Linked DNA regions of Homo sapiens: region 2 is linked to region 1. A link is a loop called in an ENCODE intact Hi-C map of the cell type or tissue named here. Cell type or tissue: mammary epithelial cell. All regions are shown on one strand. Links, peaks and the distances in the headings refer to the core of each region. The heading gives the core; the rest is flanking DNA.

Region 1 (8,350 bases), core at 294-8,293:
ATAAGCATATCTAGACCAATGACATATAAAATCACTTAATGTTTTTGATGTGCAAGGCACTGTCCTAGGGACTGCAGATTCAAAATATGAATAAAAGATTGTGTCTGATATTAAATAAATCATACTGCAGTGGGAATAAAAATTAATTACAGTATAATATAGTAATTGATATGCCAAAGATAGCTTAAGCTATAGTGAAATATATAGAGGAAATCATGAGTTTGGAATTAGATATTTTGGTGTGAGTTCTTTTGAAATAACCAAGTGTATTAAAAAAAACGGCCGTTGACTATAAAACACAGGAATAAGCAATACTTTCATTAAGACATTTTGGGGAGTGTTATTTATATCAAATTGAGAAGGTTTTTAGAAAGAAATAGTTTAATTGGAGTAGCATCTAGTATTTGTTGAACACTTACTGTCCGTTAAGGACTGTGCCAAGTGCTTATTGCACATGATATTAAGTCATTGTAGCAGCCCTGTGGAGGGAGTGTTTTTGCTGTTTGGGTACAGGAATATTAATGTTTCATAGCAAATAAATAGAGAAGCTGAGATTTCAACACATACCTGCCTGAATTTGAAGTCTGGCCTTTAAACAAGGTGTGCCAATGCACAACTTCAGATAGAGGTAATGGTTCTGGATGGGAGGTTTGGAGGCTAAGAACAGGTTCGCTAAATTAGGGCTTCATGTGACTGCTTAGGATTCCTGCAAACATTGACTTTGAAGCAGCATCATCACATCATATTCAAACTTTGCAACTTGCTTACTGTGTGACCTTGCCTACCTTATTCATTGTCTCTGAGCATCATGGTTTTATCTATAAAAGAATGATAATGGCTGGGCACAGTGGCTCACACCTATAATCTCAGCACTTTGGGAGGCTGAGGCGGATGGATCATTTGAGGTCAGGAGTTCAAGACCAGCCTGGCCAAAATGGTGAAACCCCATCTCTACTAAAAATACAAAAATTAGCCAGGCATGGTGGTGTGCACCTGTAATCCCAGCTACTTGGGAGGGTGAGGCAGGAGAATTGCTTGATCCTGGGAGGCGGAGGTTGCAGTCAGCCAAGATCGCACCACTGCACTCCAGCCTGGATGATAGAGTGAGACTGTGTCTCAGGAAAAAAAAAAAAAAGAAGAAGAATGATAACAGCATACACTTTATAAGAACACTGGGTGGTTTAAAGTAAAATGTGTATCAAAGCACCTATCCTGAGCTTGGTACATAGAGTTGATCTGTAGATGTTTGCTTCTTTCTAAGTGCCGTTTCCTGAAGATAATTCAGAAAAAGAGCTCTCTGCCTACTTCAGTGACTATGCCAAGGGTTTTAGAGCAGAGCATCTCAAATTCAGGAATCCCTTGAGAATTTTGTTAAATGCAAATTCCAATTCAATAGGTTTTGGATGGGGCCTGAGACTTTGCTTGTCTAATGAGATCCCAGGAGATAGTTATGCTGGTCTTCTATGACCACATTTTCATCAACAAGGTTTGTATTGTTTATCTTTTGTGCTGTTATTAAGTACCTCCAGTTCCAAGTCAATTTCTTCCTCCTTGCTTTTATACCAAACAAAAAACAGCTGTTTTCAGAATCACAGGTGGTGGTGATATTGGACACCTTCCCAACACACTGAATGCTTATTATTTAAAAAAAAAAATTGAACAGGAGAAAAAACCTATATAAACAATTACAGTTACACTAGTGAGCATGCCTCTACTGCTTTAGAGTTTACAGTGTGCAATCCCAGAATATTATAGCAGATATTCTTTGAAAGTCTACTATGTCTAAGGCAGTGAGGGAACAGAATCTCATGATGCTCATAAATTTGCAGGACAGAAGAACAGGAAATTTAGTGACAACGGGATTATTTAATAGCATCTATAGTAGTCGTATAGTCAAAATCATACTACTAATCAATTAGTAGGCTTATTAATCAATGATTAGGCTACTAATCAATTGACCTTTAGTTCACGGAAAGGGAGATTACTTCATTAAATCAACCAAATCTAATCACATTATTCTTTAAAAGCACAGAATTGTCTTTAACTGGTAGCAGAAGAGGAAATCAGAGAGATCCAAAGAATGAAAAATACTTGCTATTGTGGGTTTGAAGGTGAAGAGAGCCATGTGAGAAAGCAGCCATTCACAGTATCTTTTAAAAGATTGTATTGATATGACTCAGCTCAGGATTGAGGCACTCTACCAGGAGAGGATAGATAATATGCTATCTACCTATACTGTGCCTAATAAATCTTACAGCATCATCACTCCCTTCATCCTGTCAGTATCATTATTTAACAAAGATCTATAGTGGAAGTATGTTCAAAATCATACAGTAACATAGAGGTGGACATTTGTGTCTCCTGCAGAGGTAAGAATGAGGTGAGGGAAGACTTTCCAGAGGATATTATATCCTCCCAAGCATAACCATCATGATTATCTTTGTCATTGTCATGCATTGTCACCATCCTTACAATCATCAAATAGCATTATTTGACAACTTACTGCTTACCAGGTACTGTGCCAGGCAATGATATGCGTGATCCCAAACAATTCCCATAACCTCATCATGACTTTAGTACTGTTATTATCCCCATTCTATAGACAAGAAAATGATGCTTACCAAAGTAAAAGAGTTTGCTTAGTGTTAAACAGCAGGTCCTTAATTCAAACCCAGCACTTACCAAACAGCCTATGATCTTAATCATGATGCCACTACTACCTCATTTCATTTGATTCAAGATAATTGATCATAACAAGTTTTATAGATATGGCTGGAATGTTGTTTCCATTTTACAATTGAAGACCCTGAGGTTGATATACATTATTTTCCCAAGTAATTGTGTAAAATGTGAGAGCCATACTCAAAGGTTTCTAACTTCAAGTTTTACATTTTTCTATCACATTTTGTAGATCCTCAAATAAAAGTAAGATAGGCAAGTTATGAAGTCCATATACACATGCATTTATATTTGACATATGCATGCCAGAGAAACAGATCCCTTCATTTCACAGCCCACAGGTCTATAAATATTATTCTGCTCATTTCAAGTCTTTGAGTTAGTAATAGCATGGTCTGATTTTTATCTTTGGTTCCATTTTCCCTTTGAGCTTTATTTTTATTTCTCCTGCTTTTCTTGATTTTGGGGAAAGATTTTTTAACATTATTAACTCTACAGCTTTTACTCACCCTTTGAAGAGGTCCTACTGAGTAATGATCTTCTTTCACCTTCTGAATGCTGGAGAAGAAATTTTTATAAATATTATTGGCTGGAAGGGATGTTTATCTTTAGCTCAGGAAAGCATTATCACCTGTACCTCTTAGTTCTTTTAACTTTCTTTCCTCACTCTTTCTACTTCTTTGCATTGTCTTTCTTCTCACCTTTTCCTGTCTCTTTTTTTTTCTTTCCTCCTCACCATCGTCCCTTCTTTCTCCCTGACCTCTCTTCCTCTCTTGAATTTAGCAGGTAAACAGTGTATTCTCATTTAAAATTTCACAGTTGGTTTTCTGCATTTCTAAATAGTGTTGTGTAATGAACTGGGCTTTGCAGTCCAAACATAACCAGCTAATATTTTATCTTTACCTTTTGTTGACTTTGTAATCCTAGGCAAATTGAAGTCTCTTAGACTTAATTTGCCCTTTTAAAAAATGGAGGTAATAATACCTTTTCCATAATACAGATACAAATCTAATATTGCCTGAGAGAAGGTACATAATGGAAAACTCTCTTCCAGTTAAAGAAAATATTTTAAAACTGGGGCCAGGCATGGTGTTAGGCATTCCTTTTTGTGTTTGTCTCCATGAATTGGTATGGCTCAATCTTGCATTAGATTGTAAAATTCCTATTGGCAGAGACTGCTTCTCAGTCATATTTTGTCCCAGTTGCCCAACACAATATGTGATAGATGCTCAGTAAGTAGGATGTTTGTTAAATGGAGCCAAAAGTGAGGCCAGATCAAGCCGAGGATGCAGACTTTACCATCAGACAGCCTGGGTGCTCTCGTTTCACTTTCACCCCCAGAGCAGCCTCTGCTACAAGGAAAGCATCCAGGTTGGTCCCTCTGCTGGTGAGAGATTGTTGGCAGCATTTCCCTCTAAATTGGAGAGTAGAAGAAAAGACTGCTCGACCAGCTGTCATCAACAACTTAGAAAACTTAAATGTTTAGGCAATTATAAGTTTCCCTTGGTGTTCTCTAATGTTCTTTTCAAAGATACTATTTTTTTAATCAACTGCACAAAAGCCTCACAAAAATAGCACAGTGCTGTACTCCAGCCCACAAAGATGCAGAAGAACATGGTTATGCATTTCCACTCTGGAAACTTCTACATTGCTTTTGAGGCACTGCTGCCCACTCCTGACATGCTGATGCACCCAGGGTCTCTGCCCTGTGTTCCCAGAGTCTTGCTGACTCTACATTCTCTCCTTGAGCAAACAACAGTCATTCCATCTGACACCTCACAAAACTCTACACTTCTGATCTGGCTGTCCAAATTTACCCTACCTACTCATCACCTTTTAAATATTTTACAAATGTCTGACAGGCGCCTGAGTTCATCACAGGAATAAAGTTTATATTACCCATCTAAGCTCGTTCTCTTTCTGTATTTCCTACCTTAGAGAGTAGCGTAAGCAGCCACTTAATTCTCACAACAGTCATATGAGAAGATATTATTATCTTTGTTTTGCTCAGTAGAAACCTAAAACTTGAAGACATCAGTTAGATGTAAAGCAAAAGAGCCTGCCTTCAATCCCAGATCATCCTACTCCAAAACTGTGTCTCTTCCAGTAAGCTTTACTAGAAAGGGAAGAACAGAGAAGTAGAAGGAAAAAAAATTTGTTCATCAGTGGAGCAATTAAGATCCCCTAGCTATTGCTTCTAGTATCACTCAAATGAACCTATGTCTTTTCCTGGATCACCCACCCTGCTAAATAAATAGCATAAATTTAATGATATAATGAGATTGAAAATAATTGAAGTTATTTTATTTTATTCAATCACATTACATACCTTTTGAGATTACATCTGCAAGTACTCTCTGCTTCAGCCATTGCTGAAACAATTCCTTATTAATAGAAAATAATTTCATACTTCTAGCATGGTATAATCAAAACTAATAGAAAGAGGAAGTGACAAATTGACCTTGTACTCAAATAAGTACTAATTTGAGAACTTCCTATGAGCAAAACACCATTCTTGCCTTACATGCAAGGCATAGATAAAATAGCAAAGAGATTTCAATATTATTTATAAAGATAAGGCATTTTAAAAGTACATTGAACTGCTATTATCCTCTTTTTGTCATTGTCTAGATCATGAATGATGTTAAGGTTAGATGATATAGAGTCAGCCCAACATGGTACACTTAAAGGGAAGGGGGAAAATGTTAGGAGGATTTATAGGGCTTTGTTTGTGTTGCTAAGGGGTTTGTCAACTGTAAGAGACTATCTTGCCTTTTTGAGGTGGTGATTAATTTTTTGAAGACTTCTCTATTATCTAGGATTGCTATAATATTCATTATTTAAACTATTAAGTATACCTATCTTCATAAACTTTGTATTGAGAGTCTGATGGAAATAATTATTCAAAAATCCAAATTGACTTTATGTAATGCAGAAAGTAATGGGCAATATTTGCTCTGCATAATCTGCCATAGGCAAAAAGGTGCCTAGTAAAGGGAGAGGAGCTGCAAGACACTCAGATGGTTCTTCCTACAGACAAAACCATGAACGAGATCTCCATTGCCAGAAAGTTTTCTGCAGCTTTGAAGGTTCAAAAACATAGATCAATGGAAAATGTATGGGATTGAAAATCAGGTAGATCAGGGTTTGGACTTCATTCTGTACCCCTTTCTAATTAGTTACTTTGGGCAAGTATAATCATCTTTATGCTTAAGTTTCTACATTTTAAAAATAACATAAAACTTTATCAGTGACAGAGTTGTTGATGTTTAAATACTTGTTGTTGCTATTGTTAAGACCTTACCAAGTTCAGTGCTTCATACATGGAAGAAACTTAAGAAACTTAATATGTGGAAGAAACATAACTATAGCTCTTATGTTGCTATTTGTCTGTCAAATTCACACTGGCCAAGCTTGAGAGATTACTATATAAAGCAGTCAAGGTATTAAATAGGGGCATATCCCAATCATGTAAACAAAATTTATTGTCTTTTATGCAAAATGTTTTCCTCCCCAATGTAGAGATATAAGCCAGGTTAGCAAACATATATAAATTATTAAGCATTAAAACAAAGCAAGACAGACATTGAAGTCCAGTTCCTAGGTATTTACTCAGGAGAAATGAAAATATGTGTCCACACAAAGACTTGTGCTCAAATTTTCATGACAGATGTATTCACATTAGCCAAGCCAAAAAATACAAATGTCTATGAACTGAGGCATAGAATTTATAAATAAATTTGGTATATCTATACAATAGAATAATATTCATTGAAAAGAAACTAACTATTGATATACACAAAGCATGGCTATAACTCAAAACATCACGCTAAATGAAAGAGACCACACATAAAACTTTATGATTTCGTTTATATGAAGTTCCAGAAAAGGAAAAGCTGCATTGACAGAAATGATGCCAATGGTTATCAGGGCCAGGGGTGGAATGGGAATATATTGACTGCAGAGAAACATAAGGGAAGGTTTGGGGTATTGGAAATACATATTAATATTCTCTATTATGACTACCATTACAGTACTATCTACACTTGTTAACATTTATCAAATTGGACACTTAAATCATTGAATGTTGTTGTTTATAAAGCTTATCTTAATAAAGTTAATGTAAAAAAAAAGAATAAAAATTTTAAGTGACTTTTTAAAGTCAAGCTCAAAGGTATTTTATTTCCTATTTTTCTAGTGACCAGATTGTTCTAATATGAGCAGATGTGGCCAAAACACAGAATCTCTCTGACATCATATCTCATGCCAGACTGGCCTTCTAGTGCCTACACATTATTGCCCTAATTTGACTGATGAGGAAACTAAAACTTGATGAGGCTATGTAGCTGAAATGTAGAAGAGCTGGCTGGACTGCAATCCCAGTTCCTCTCACTCCAAAACCTGTCTCTTCCAATAAACTCTACCAGAGAAGAAAGGACAGGAAGAAAAAGATGAAAAGTGCTATAACAAGAAATACACACACACACACACACACACACACGCACACACATACACACACGTGGAATGCTGTAGGGATAACTTACAAAACCCTATTTGACCCCTAATATATTCCTTCTGTAACATTAGCTGATCTACAAGTAGAATTTCTTTTGCCTAAGTTGGTAATTAATGATGTTGGCAAACCCTTTCTCCTGTTTTTCCCAGAAACACAGCCAAGCTACATTTCCCAATGTCCCTTATGGTTATATTGGTCATATGACTGAATTATAGCTAATCAGAAGTGATACATACAACTTATAGGCATGAACATAAAACCCTTCCACATGTTCCTCTGTGAGTTTTGCTCCTTTCAACTTGGGAAAAGAGATGATCTCAAGGGTAACCTCGGGGACCACAAACTCAAGATGCCAGAGCTGTCATAGTCTTGGTTCAAGACTGGCTGTGTGGAGAAGAGCTTCTCCCTGCAAAACAAAACTCACACAAACACTACCACCAACTAATTCCTGTCAAACTAGGGCCTGTCATTAATATGAGCAATAAACAAACTTCTATTGTGTTGAGCTAACCACATTTAATTAGATCTATTTGTCACCATAATCTAGCCTACCCTGACTAATATAAATAGGTTAGAGGCAGTCTGCGTCCTAGTATTAACAGAAGAAAACCTTAAGCAAGTTAAGTTTGATAAAATTTAATGGATCAGGGAACAATTCACAAACCAGGCAGCCCTCAGAACCTAAACAGGTTCAGAGAACTCTGGTCTGCAACGTGGTCAGACAATATTTATGGATAGGAAATGGAAATGAGGTACAGAAAATGAAAGTGAGGTACAGAGATAGCTCGATTGATTATATTTCAGCGTTTGCCTTATTGGAACATAGTTTGAACAGTTGGCCGCCTGCAATTGACTGAAGTTCAACTGCTGTGGTTGGCTGACCCTCAGCTGTTTGTTATAAAAGTATGCTCCTAATTTAGGCTTTCAGTTTATGCACTAAGTTAGGTTTCAGTTTGTTATGTCAGGACTAGAGTATGGAGCATCCTCAGGCCAAATTTAGTTTGATATAACACTAGCATCATAGCAGGCTGAGTCTTTTAATTAAGCCCTTGCCAAATCTTGGATTGTATTATTTCAGTTTCAAATTATGGCCCACTCTGAACATTCCATTCATAGTGAAGGAGATAGTTTGCCCTAAATCCTAGAAGTATCTGG
Region 2 (8,350 bases), core at 240-8,239, 280 kb before region 1:
TTTTAAAAACAGTTGCTGTGAGAATAAATAGTATTATATGTAGGAAGGGTGAAGTATACAATATGAGATTTAATTAATTATAAGATTTATTACATATCTTATACACATTTTTTCTCATCTTTTACTTTTTTTTCCTCCCTACCTCCCATCTTTCCTTACTTCCCCTTTCTTCCCTTTATTTCTTACTTCTTTCCTTGATATTTCAAATTGCCTGGTTGTTAGCTGGCCCGAAATAGATGCACTTTCTAGGGAATTAATTACATGGATGTAAGTTAATGTTTCATCTGCTTTCCAATTGACCAACACTGTGAGCAATCTAAGGTCCACAGCTCTGATTTCTGACTCACAGAAAATGTTCCATCATTCTTTAAAAAACTTTGTCCCAGAATTTTGTATTTATTATCTTCTTTTCTTGGTTTAGTTCGTTTAGAATAAACCGTATTTCTTATTATGAAAATAATATTTATTGTAAAAAATAGCAAAATAAAGAAAAGCTGAAATAATTATATTTCATAACCTTATTTGAATTAACACCTAAAAACCCACTTTTAATACTTGGTCTTTCCAGAAATTTTACCCATTTTTTTTAAATGGGATGATCCCTCAGATAGCTTTCTAAAGATTTCCCTGAAGCAAATATTCACTGATGATGCTAAAATACTCCAGTTTCTTTAAAAAGTAGTACCTATATATGTTTGAATTTCCTAATGACATTGTGATTTGGCTAGCCAATTATAGCAGTGGGTGTATGTGCATTTGGGCATGTGCATGTGGATGTGGATGTGCATGGTTTTCTCTGAACTGATAGCACCAAACAGGTTTGGAGAAATGCCTGTGCAGTTATTCTTTGCTACCCTAACCCACTGTAGATGTTATGTTGAGTAATCCAGCCACTTCTTTTCTCCTTATCCACTTTATATTTCTGGACACCAAGCTTTTCAAATGTTTAAAAATGATTTGAAGCCTGATTCTTAAGCATGTTAATTTATAAAGTCTCTAAGCTGAGACAAATATTTTAGTATGTCTCAGTACATAGCTTTCTCATTTTCCTTTCAGGTCAGTAGATAAATCCTTCTCTTAATATTTCATAAATGCCAGGAGTTAGTTAACAGTCCTGAAATACTATTAAATTAATCTCTTTTGTTCCTGACACAGCCTTTATTTTATTCTTTACCCCAGAAGATGTCACATTTGTAGATCATATTTATATTTTATCTGAAATACTGTGAGTGGTAGTTTCTTAAAAAAATACAGTGTTCTGTAGTGAAGTCTTAACAGTCACTATGGGAAATTTTGCAACCTTCAGAAAGCCTATTCTTTCAAAACTCAGAAAATTCTTACCTAATAAATAGAGACCAGTGCTAGAAAGTAGCTAGTAGGTTAAACCATGTACTTCACTGATATTTAGGTGTACATTTTTTTTTCACATTGGAGATTAGTATTCTGATCTCCTCCCTAAATAGGCAACTTACAGAAGCAAAACAACTATTGAAATTTTTTAAATGTATGAATTCTGAATGATATATCAAGTCATCTAATTTTTTATGAGGTCAAATTGTTGTTATTTATTTATTTTTTCCTTTGAATTCAATCATTGGGTTGCCTGGCATCTTAGAAACCTAGCTATGGCTTTGAGAATTTCCCCTCTTCCTCGTCTTCTTCTTTTCCACATGTTTTACCATGCCTTGGTTTTTCTTTCCATACTTTTTTTTTTTTTTGAAACGGAGTCTCCGTCTGTCGCCCAGGCTGGAGTGCAGTGGCTCGATCACTGCTCACTGCAACCACTGCCTCCCGGACTTAAGCGATTCTCCTGCCTCAGCCTTCGGAGTAGCTGGAACTACAGGCACCTGCCACCACGCCTGGCTAATTTTTTCTGTATTTTTAGTAGAGACGGGGTTTCACCGTGTTAGCCAGTATGGTCTCAATCTCCTGGCCTCGTAATCCGCCCGCCTCGGCCTCCCAGAGTGCTCTGATTACAGGCGTGGGCCACCGCGCCCAGCCTCTTTCTATAGTTTTCTAAAGCATAGTACAAGGGACCCTTCTCTTAATATTAGAATTACTATTACGGCAATCAAGCTGACATAACCAAATTTGTGTAAAACCATTGAAGTAAAATGGGCCACGTCATTATTATTATTGTTATTGTTATTTTGTGTACTCTATGACCACATTTTTTATTCAGATTCCATGACTATATTTCTATAATGGAAGCACCTAAGGAAAATGACTCCTAGTTTCTGCTGTATTGCTTTTGCTGCGGTGGAATGAGTTCTATCAGACAACTGGATGCATTTGAAAATCTTCATATTTTCACCCTGGAAAAGTCCTATTAGCTAAACTTGCTCCTGTTTAGAAATATTGACCAAAAAACATAGTCCATCTTGTAAAGGTATACTAGACATTTACTAAACAAGTAAACTAACTTCAAGTATAGTAAGTTTATTAATTCCAAAATCTAGAAATGCATGCCATAAAGTAAGTTTTTTGTTTCTATTGTTTGAAGGCCAATTTTCAGCCATAATATTAAGCTTCATACTTCTGGAAGAGTAAACCAAGCAGAACAGCAAGTTAGAATCTGGACGTAATATAACTATGGAGGATTAAAGTGGGGGCTGTGGGTAAAAATTTCTGAAGCCCTTTCTCAAATTAGCGGATTAAAGCAATTGTGACGTTCCCAGCGTATCACAAGTGGCCAATAAATATTGATTTCTTCGTTTTCCTTCTGTTTCCCATCATTTAAAATGCTTTCCATTTCTCCACCATTAAAAAATAGAAGTAATGTGAATGTTTGATGGTGTGTTAGTAAATCATTCTTAATTTTTTTTTTACAGTTGGGGATCTCACTATATTGCCTAGGCTAGATGAAAACTCCCAGGCTCAAGTAATCCTTCTGCCTCTACCTCCTGAGTAGCTGGGACTATAGGTGCATGCTACTGTGCCCAGCTATATCCTTAATTTTGAAAGTTTACTAAAAAATGCTTATGTACTCTCAGGGTGAAGACAAAGACAATGTACTCCACCTTTTTTTTTTTTGTTTTTTACATTTTATTATGAACAGCTCAGTGTTATCCTTAATAGATATTTGTTGATTGAAAATCTGATATAAAGTCAGTTGAAGGAGGTCTGAAAATATAAAGATTCTATAAAAGTACACAATATAGCAGTTTGCTAATATTCGGATGAAAAGTCTATCAAAAAGTCTATTATAGACTAATAAGTCTATCAAAACTGCTTTGGACTGTTCATTGTTGCACCACCATTGTGCCATGTACTCTCAATCCTCTCTTAAAAATTACTTCTGAAGACTGGTGTGGATTAATGCATTAAATGCAGTATAAAATCAGATAATGTGGGAGAAGAAATCTTGAATGACTTCTTTTAAATTAATATGTTTAAAAAACAACTGAAAAGATAATATTCTTCACGTTAATTGTCCCTGATACCCATTAATAATAGGTGCCTACATTATTGCAATACACATTCATTAACTATTAGGATTTTACAGTAGTTACATATCAAAACTGAATCTTACTGTGGCAATAAATTAAAATTAAATGAATATTAAATCTACACCTGGCTTTATTAAACCTAAAATTGATTACTTTGCTTTTGTCATAAAAAGTGACTTCTCTAAAAAATGTGATATATTTTTAAAAAGTACCAAACCAAGTATTATGATTCTTGGGTTTTAGTCTCAGCTGCACCACTCACTGACTGAGTGGCTTTAAACACGTCACTTGCCTGGCTAGACCTCCAACTGCTGAATTTTGAAAGAGAAATTTGATGTAGATTAATTTATATAATTATTTTTAACTTGAAACTTCTGTAATATATAAACGTACCCATGATTTTAAATTTTAGACACAAGGTGGCACTATTAGTAGTGATTCTAATTTGTTCCACAGATAAAACTAGGGGAATTTCAAGATCTGTGTATCCAAAGAATAAATCTAAATATATGAAGACACTGTATCTCACACACACACACACACACACACACACACACACAGTCTTGGTTATTTTTAACATCTGGATGAATGCTCAACAATTCAGTCAACCAAATGTTTGCTTGACATCAAGATGATTGATTTTTTAAAATGTTCACGAGAATATTTCAGTGTTAAGGTACACAATCAAGAAATATTTGCAAAAATATATGCAAGATAAAGATTGATACTGGTGTGATTTCAACATAAACAGGAACTCCTAAACAAGATCTATCAATTTTATAGCATGTAAGGAAAGGTATTGAAATGTGAACAAATTGCATAACTCAGTTTGCTATTAAATTAAAAAGAATGCATGTTGGTATGCAGACAATTTTCAAATGACACTAAAGGCAAAATTTGTTTTAAACTGGAAAGGTGTAGATGATGCAAAGAATTTAAATTATAATCTCTAGAACATTTTTGTTGAAATTTTCCAACATCTTGCTACCACTTCCTAAAACACTCTCCACACATACTGAAGACCATGAACTGTTTTGTGGCTAAATCAACAATATTACTTAATATAATATTACTTTTATAATAAACATATTTTTCCTAAAATCTGACTTCTTCCCGTTTGTTATGAAGATTCTCAAATTAAATCTTTCATGATCCAATTCAAATACAATTTTTCTCCTTTAGTGTTTTTCCTGATACTGCAGGAAAGTCTCTCCTAAATCATTTATAAAATTCTTGTACTTAAAAATGTTGTAGATCTTAGCAGTCCCCTAGACCATATTTTTTATCTTAGTGGTAATAAAACTGTGCTCCAGTGAGGAAGTATGATGGGAAGAAGCTCCACCTCTGATCAGCGATGGGGGAAGAAATCCAGTCCCAGTGTTCTTTCTACCATGTGCTATTTGTATGTTTCAGATGATAGACGGTGCTTTCCAACGGGAGTACGAATCTAATCTACCTGGCTAAACTGTAAATTCCTTCTAGTAAAGAGTTTATGTCTTTTCTCTCATACTGTCTAGCATAGTATTTGGTAATGTGGAGGTGCTTAGGGCATACATTTGAATAAACAAATGATTAACTCTAATGAACAATTTTAATAAAATTAATACTCACTTCTTCCATATTTGTGCCCACTGCAGTACTTCACTTCAGATAATTACATCTGATAATATTGTTTTACACCTCTACAGATCTATCTGTGGTGAAAAGTGATCATTTTTAAGTAGGTTTTATTGTAGGTTACTCTGAAATGGGTAATGATTACAAGCTCTTTGTGATTGCTCAGTGGTTATGACTCACCAGACCCCAGTTTAAATTCTTGCAACTGAATGAGTAATAAAGCTATGACTTACACCATCGTTGGTTCAAAAGACATTGGCTGAAAATATACTGTTCCCTGGAAAGGACTCTATCCTATGTTAGTTATGTGACTTTAGTAAGTGAGTCAATCTCCTTCAGCTTGTCTCCTCCTCAGTAGCCATGATGATGATAATTACTGCTCAGAGTTATTAATATTTTACTGACTAAATAATATGCTATGTACACAGTCCTAGGAACATAGAAATCTGGCACGTATGTTATGTAGATGATGTTGAAATCTTTTTCTTAGAACGAAGAAGATACAGAGGATGAATCAGTATATAACAGTAACAAAGGTAAAGTCCCTTTACCTCATTTCCCTCTACCAATTTTTGGTCAATTGTCAGTACTGAGCAAATACTTATGCAATGGCATCACCAGTCTTGGAAAACAATTACAAGGGATGTATAAATTGTAATAATCTACATAATTCTAGGTCTTTTTCTAATCTGTGAATGTGGAACCTTTGCAAATCCCACTCATATTTTACCCAAGTGTTCGTGTGGTTCTAGCCAGAAGTTTTAGATATGCTTACATCAACTTTCTGATGTTCTCCTCAGTCTCCCTTTTTGGTGGTCTTCCACTTCCGAGGCCACTTGGCAGGGGAGTGATTCCCACATCCCCATGCTAACCTCCCACTGCCCTTGGCTACCAGTGTTCAATTTGATAGGGCACGTGTCCATGCTGAGGATTCAGCCTATGATGAAGCCAACACTGTTCCTCACTGCTTCTTCAAGGACAAGCACAGTGCTTAGCATGAAACAGGTTCTTAAAAATATTTACATATAGAATAGATGAGAGGGACCAAAGCCTTTCCTAGAAGCTTTAATATATTGGAGCTACACTGTGTTCAGCAGAAAAAGAAAAAGTGTGGCCCTCCTTTTCCTTCACTGTCCTACTTTTCATCTGGGTTTCAAAAGTTGGATGGCATATGCTACCGTGTCAGGAGGTTTCTTTGTAAAACAGCTCCTTCAGCTTCTTCAGGCCCTTGTTCAAAAAAGCTGATGGCAAGTGTGCTATTCCTTTCAGTGGCTTTTAGGCCAATGTCTGAGGAAAATGCTGCCATTCTTTTCTTTCACTTTCCATTCTAGAACTGGTGCTTTCTCCCAGCCCAACTCTACTAATATTCTCCATATGTAGAGGAAAAGAGAGAATTTACTTACACAGCTCGTACAAGTTTAGTAGATATGCCCAGATATATTTAATTTCCTAACTAGATTCAAATCTTCTCTGCTGCTGCAAATAGATATTCAAAAAGCAAATCAAAATTAAAAATATAAACTATTTAGAAATTAAAGAAATGCAAGTATGTTTTTTAAAATTAAGAGATGCCGCTGTAACTGTACTCAGAGTAAAATATATAATTTTATGTACCTTAAAAATTATTACAAATAAGTCAACTAATTCAACTTTAGAAACTAGAAAACAAAACAAAAAATTATGATAGAAAAAAGCTTAATAAAGTTAAAAATTAATATTTTGTAAAACTAAAATTAAAGTTAAGAATGAAAAAGATAAAATGTATTTCTGTAAAAACATGAAAATAAAAAAAATAACCTAGCAGGACTGACACAGAAAATTTTTAACGTTAAAAAAATAGGAATGAAAAGTATAAGGTATAATTATAGATACAAGTGAGATTAAACAAAATAATGAGATTTTGTTTGCATAAATATAGAAATAAATTAGAAATACATAAAATGGATTCTTTTCTAGCAAGACATAAATTATCGAAGGAGTCCCAATTACACAAAAATAATTTTCAATAATATTACATGAAAAATACAGTGATGTGAAAGTATGGAAGGCAGTTTTTTAACTTTGAAGTAGTGAAACCAGTTTTAGCGTGACAAAACATAGTTGTCATAAGTAAAATAGTAACAAATTTAACTGCGTATCTATTAACAAGCAAATTTAAATGTAAAACACTTCTTATGTGGCTCAGCTCTATGCATAAAGTTAAAAAACAATGACATGCTGAAAGGAAAATGTAGCATACAGAACAGACATAGGGCTTTATGACACTTTTTTTTCTACAAATAAAATTTTAGGAAAGATAAACAGTCAAACAGAAAAATAGGCAACATATGAACGAGCAATTCAGGAAAAAAATTGAAATTTACATGACGTGAAAAGATGCTTAAACTTACTTCACACCTCAGGGAAATACAAAATTCAATAGTAACGAAACATGCATTTTTTCCTCACAAAACTTACAATAAGTTTTCAGTGTTGATAGATAATATCTATATTGACAGGGATTTGGGAAATGGGCATTCTCAGATGGTGTTAGTGAAAGTATAGATTGGTCAAAATATTCTGGAGAGCAATTTGGAGCCTCAGTTAAAAATTAAAGTACCAATGCTCATTTTCAGAAATCTACCACAGTAAAATGTTTGGATTAAAAGTATATGTGGGTATGAGAATCATTGCAGCATTGTGGTAGTGTTAGAATCAGTGAGGAACTTAAATGCCAGTCAATGGACAAATAGTTAAATACTGTGTGTGGTGTTCATCCAGTGGAAGAGTACCACGGTCATTACAAACTATGGAGTACATGTAGGTTAACTAAAGTCAAAAGATACATAATGCATTTTGTTGGGAAAAAATCAAGCTGGAAATATATGTATAAGATAAAATTTCATTTAAAAGTATGTACAATCATATATGAAATTATGTATCTCTTCACAGCACGTATAGGTTAATATATCCTTGAATAATGAAAGCTTCAAATTTATGTATCAAACAGTTAATGAACATTTCTGAAAGTTGTGATTGGAAGGAGAGATAAAGGGAAGGGAGAGTTTCACTTTTGACTTTATATACCTCAAAAAAAAAAAAAATGACAGATAACCAGTCATTTGAAATTTTTTTTCTCCAGTTTTCAAAAAGAAATATTTTAAAAAGTAAGTCATGGTGCTTACATGTCCTAACAGAGAGACGAGACCCAAGCTGTGAGCGTCAGTTAGGGGAGGTACAATGAATGCAGTTGGTTCAAGGGAGAAGTAAGTCTTCAAGTAGAACTTTGGATATGTTAACTGTTC

The links. Hi-C counts contacts between places; a loop is a spot of excess contacts. Peaks named below come from ENCODE experiments on the same cell type or tissue, not always from the same donor. Only the 100,000 strongest peaks of a DNase experiment are listed, where the experiment ranks them.
Region 2: a loop joins it to region 1, with 16 times the contacts of the local background. A loop is called at or near these places in 9 of 110 quality-filtered maps.

Annotation. Positions count from the first base shown.
Region 1 is chr11:80,723,248-80,731,597 of GRCh38, reverse strand. It overlaps LOC105369409 (a long non-coding RNA gene), which reads right to left. Exons shown (of 3, transcript XR_001748502.2): 2 at 3,189-3,237. Among named protein-coding and RNA genes, the nearest start is that of LINC02720, 35 kb to the left of the region's middle. In mammary epithelial cell, for the core only: a CTCF peak has its summit at 4,069 (motif pointing left); no DNase peak of the experiment used is centred there.
Region 2 is chr11:81,002,765-81,011,114 of GRCh38, reverse strand. No RefSeq gene overlaps it. Among named protein-coding and RNA genes, the nearest start is that of LINC02720, 240 kb to the right of the region's middle. In mammary epithelial cell, for the core only: a CTCF peak has its summit at 3,866 (motif pointing right); a DNase peak (open chromatin) is centred at 5,334; H3K27ac peaks cover 1,842 bases.